Linked DNA regions of Homo sapiens: region 1 is linked to region 2. Evidence: read pairs that join two places in POLR2A ChIA-PET (ENCODE). Cell type or tissue: CD4-positive, alpha-beta T cell. All regions are shown on one strand.

Region 1 (2,500 bases), 84 kb after region 2:
ATTGTATTTTCATTTCTATGGCAACCTCGTTTCAAAAACTCTTGATTAATGTTTTTTAATAACAGTTACAGAATGTTTAAAATGTAAGGGCTATCAAATTTAATGTGCCAAAAACTGCATAATATTACATAAGTTTTTTGACTTTAAGACATTTTCCTCCAATGCAATGTAATTTAAGATGACATCGTTATATCCCCATAGGTTAATTTTGAATTTGAAAAGAGTATCATTTTGAGAAACTATAAAACTATAAATGCTCACTAACAATGCATGGCCTTGGACATGACGGTAAATTTCAATCCCTCCTGAACAGTTTCCTCATCCTTAAAGTGAGGGGGTGGAGACAGATGACCTCTCAGGTGCTAAGGATTTTTCAGATTCTGAAGTTCTGACTCATGACTGGTCTTCCCAGCCATCCTGGAGGCACCCACTAAAGGCTGGAGCACACGCCTAAGGATCCTGTGCCCCGGCTCAAAGATCTCCACGGCACTTTGGATTCCAGGTGGGAGAGGCTGGGGGCCGTCAAGCAGTGGGGTCCTGATGTTATTATAACAGCCTGGGCAGTGTTCTTGATGCTCCTTTGGTGCCAGCTTGGTTTTGAAATTCCACAGTGTTCAGCTTGGTGAAAGGATAATGTGATCCCTCTGCCCCATCTCACATAACACACCCAGGAGGGTTAACACACCCAGGAGGGTTTGGAGCAGCACCCAACACTCACCACGTTAACATTTCCACTCTCCATGGAATCAATCAAGAGTGTCCAGTCTCACCCCAGCTCAGGCCAAGCGTTGCCACCAAATGAGCTGTGGAAATAATCCAGCGTTCAGAGCTTCTGGGTTTCAGAATTGCACACAGGGCCTGCAGACCAGATCACCTCCACTCGAAGGCCTGTAAGCTCAGAGCATGTCACCTCACAGGTGAAAAACCTATTAACGCCTGTCACCTCCCAAAGAATTCAAAGCAAATCACAAGGGATTTCCTTACTAGAGTCTTCCTTCATAACTGATTGGATAAAATCATATATATTTAAAAAGATACAGGTGATCAGGTGGCACAAACAAGCTTGGGTATAAATTCACAGGCTGACGTGCAGTGACACCTAAGTCACCATGCAGAATGAAGAAATTAAACATGTTCAGCAGCCCAATCACTGCCTTCTGTCCCCCACACTGAGAGTGTGGCTCACACTTATCCTCCCAACATCAACAACTGAGAGTTGTGGAAAATAAACACAAAGCAAGACTGGGGCTGGCCACACAGGTCACAACATTCACTATCCCCTGGTTTGTCTGAAGGCAGAGCCACCCAATTCCCGGGAGCGCTCATTAGGATTCACAGCATCAAGCAGAAACTCGGAGCAAAGCCGAAGCTACACAAATGCATAATTTATAAAGAGAGTCAGAAACTAGAACACATAGCAAAGAGAGTAGATATACCTCGCAGGGAAGGGGAGGCGGGTAACCAAGTTGTCCAAGAGAAGGAAAAGCCAGTTTGCCCCTCACTTCCATCCCCAAGCACTGCTACAAAGTGAGCACCAAACCCGCAGGAAGCACATCCAACTGAATTTCTGCAACCAAAACCTGCAGTCCAAAACAAGATCATCATCACCAGCAGCAACTGTGTTAGCTTGGGAGACTCTCTATTTTTATATTCCTTTGTTCATTTCAATGGGAATTGGGAATGAGGGGAGAGGTGCTTGAATCTATGAGCTCAGCTCGTTACCTTGAGCCAGAGGCCTCATTTAGATTTAAGTACTACTCTTTTTTTAGGCCAAATTCTGTCTATGTATCACTGCTTTTAAAATCTGCCTCCACCCCTGTAGAACATCCTGATCAAAAGGAAACGAGAAGAGGAAAATTTCGGCCTCAGGGATGAGGAGGCCTCGCCCACGGCGACCTTCGCACACGTGAGTGCTACAGTCCTCACTTGGCTCACCCCTTCCTGCACCACGCAAACTGCACAAGGGACTTGGTATGAGTTTAGTTCCAACATCACAGACCCTTGAGAAATTTAGATTTCTGAAAGTCAAAATAAGAACTGCATACAAAATAAGTTTCATAAAAGGAATCGTTATAGCTCACTTTAAAGGTGCTAGTTTTATTCTGGGGGAAAAAAAGTTTATTATAGAAACTGCAACTGTTTTGGCCAGGCATGGTGGCTCACGCCTGTCATCCCAGCACTTTGGGAGGCCAAGCCTGGCGGATCACCTGAGGTCAGGAGTTTGAGATCACTCTGGCCAACGTGGTGAAACCCTGTCTCTACAAAATATAAAAATAAATAAATTAGCCGGCTGTGGTGGCACGCACTTATGGTCCCAGCTACTCGGGAGGCTGAGGTGGGAGAACTGCTTGAACCCGGGAGGCGGAGGTTACAGTGAGCCGAGATCACACCACTGCACTCCACCCTGGGTGACAGAGCAAGACCCCGTCTTAAAAAAAAAAAGTTGTAACTATTTTAAGCAAACTAAAGAAACTCCCTTCTTAAGGAATTCCATACTGAA
Region 2 (2,500 bases):
TCAGCTGTCACGACCTTGGCTACAGGCCCTCCAAAACCACATCCACTCAAGTAAGTACATTCTAAATTAGAAAATAAGTCTGAAGTAGAGGTAGCTAGACATTCCGTCTTCAGGTGGATAGGTAGAAAGAATGGCGGACACGTAGGACGGGTTCAGTCTGGAGAGATGGCTTCAAATCAGCGCAGCAGCAACAGCCCCATCTCGCCCATGTCTCTCCACACCCAACAAAAAAGCACCAAGTCCTGGAGAGGACCTAGTTCACCTGCTCCTTCAAACCAAACGCATCAGCTATAAGACCTGCATAAACATGAAATTTAGGTTTTTCTCTGAATCAGAGGCGTGATAATGGCCAGTCTAAGCAGCAGGCCACATCCCATTTTGGTCTGGGCCGTTATGTAAATTAAAACAAATACCTATGCATTTTTAATGAAAGTGCTTTTTAAAAAGTGTCCTGGCTAACTTGGTAGAAACAATTAGAGGTTTTCCAAGAAAGCGTTAGCCCAGCTCCAGGCCCCAGGGCAGAGGTGCAGCCATCACCGAGGCTCCTCCGGCAGTACTGGGGCCCTGGGAAGGAGGGTCTATGCATTTTCCTACCTCCAGGGATGCTTTAAGACAGCTCAAGTAGGGAAGAGCAAAAATGGAGAGGTAGGACTCAAAAAAAACTTTTTTTTTAATGGATGCTAAAGGATATCTCCTTGATCCTCCTGGGTCTCACACACAAGGCGGAATGGGTGTTCCTGGCTCAAGTCTGCAGTCAGGCCAGGGGAAGTGAGCCACCTGAGCTCACGTTTATCAGGAACGTCCACTGAAGCTAACTTCCCACCCCTTCTCCAGGGTCTAGGGTCCAGGTGGGGTGAGCGCCTGCCAGCCTCTTTTCATGCACATTAAAACCACTTCCCCTTAGTGAACACAGGATATGTTTTTCAGAGTCAGAAAGACTTCCGGAGTCATGGGCTGCAGATACAGGTGAGAAAAGAACACATGCAGAGCTTGCCAGACGGCGAGGCAATCAGAAGGAAGGAAAAAGCGCTGTCAACTAAACTCGAGATTTCGGAGTCTAATTCCACAGATCCACCCTGCTTTCTGGTTGCTAAGGCTACAGAAATCCCCCATGCATAGTGGTGAAGAACAAAGGCACGGAAAGATAAGGCACCCCAAAATAAGAACAAGCCACGGTGCTGATCTCCACATCTGTCTCCCTGGAGCACGGGCCCATCGATCTGCAGGGGCTGGGTTCACTGCAGGGCCCACAGATCGCTGGGAGATTTTCTAGTGAAATTGTCAAGTGCCTCCTGCTCCATCTCACTTATTACATTACTGCTGCGGCAGTTTTTCTCAATTCTACTCTCCTCAACACAGCTATCGAACTAGGATTGCTGAAGTCACAGCTCCACAGGAAAATCATTCGCTGTCTCCTGAGATTGCTCCTGAACAGGAGTGCTGTTCTTCCACGCCACACAGAAGGCCACGGGGTAGATTATTCAGGGACACCAATAAAATTAAGGATTCATCATTTCTGACCCTGGCTCTGTGAAGGTCTTATCCCATGGGGCTGCGAAAAACGGATTTAGCTTCATTTTCTTACCTATTGCGTAGAGAAGGCACATTAATGGACTAGCATGAAAGGCGCCACAGATATTAATAATACGCCTCCTGGGGCTTCATGGGAATTAATTAATATTTTTAAGGGCTTTGAAATGAGAAACACTAAATTAAATGTCACCACATTGTGTTAAGGTTTTGTCTCACAACTAGAATGCCAGGGATAATAGCTGTGTGGTCTGAGAGACAGGAGAGGCACGGGAGCATCTGATCATCCGGGGGAGTTACGACAATTTCTGCTGGACATATAAAATGACAAAGCAAGTCTCTAAACTACAGCCTATTGTGCTAGGCATTTTTCCTGAAATGCCAAATCTCAAGGTGCAAGAAAATATATGCACAGGAGTTTTGGAGGATGTGACAGCAGAAGATAATAAAAGAATGAATAACCGAAGAAAAGAAAACAAAACAAAAAACAAAACAAAACAAAAATGGGCCCTTGGTTTAATGAAGGAAAATGCAGCTCCAAATTTCATTTCCTTCTCAGTGACGGGCTCTTGTCCTAAAATGACACCTGGTAAATTTATATGCTAATAAGGCCTAAGAAATGCTACTGCAATCAGATTCTGCATTTTCCACGTAGACTTTTATTGGTATTGGAGCTCCTTCTCATACAAGTGCAGACTTCAGACCCTGGAGAGCCCTGAGCATGGGAGGGACTCTGCTCCCAGTGGCCCTCGTGGCGGCATGGTCCCGCTAGAAGCTCTGGTGAAGCTGCACAAACTGCCGCTGGTGTGGATCAAGGAGAGACGGCCACCTGGGAAGAGGAGGGGCTCAGGGGCTCTACTTGGTGGGTCTTCCCCTTTGACAAAATCCCACCAGGGGTAGCCCTGTGCCGCTGGGGCAGGCTGGACATAGACATCTGTAGAGTTTCTAACAAAGACACTGGCGTCGTACT

What was found. Peaks named below come from ENCODE experiments on the same cell type or tissue, not always from the same donor. Only the 100,000 strongest peaks of a DNase experiment are listed, where the experiment ranks them.
Region 1: POLR2A ChIA-PET joins it to region 2 with 5 read pairs; 2 of 35 experiments call an interaction of 5 or more read pairs at or near these places.

What each region holds. Positions count from the first base shown.
Region 1 is chr17:80,617,930-80,620,429 of GRCh38, reverse strand. All of the region lies in intron 1 of RPTOR (regulatory associated protein of MTOR complex 1), which reads right to left. Among named protein-coding and RNA genes, the nearest start is that of RPTOR, 74 kb to the right of the region's middle. RefSeq lists a silencer at 274-474. In CD4-positive, alpha-beta T cell, no CTCF peak of the experiment used is centred here; no DNase peak of the experiment used is centred here.
Region 2 is chr17:80,701,757-80,704,256 of GRCh38, reverse strand. All of the region lies in intron 3 of RPTOR (regulatory associated protein of MTOR complex 1), which reads right to left. Among named protein-coding and RNA genes, the nearest start is that of RPTOR, 160 kb to the right of the region's middle. In CD4-positive, alpha-beta T cell, no CTCF peak of the experiment used is centred here; a DNase peak (open chromatin) is centred at 1,006; H3K27ac peaks cover 292 bases.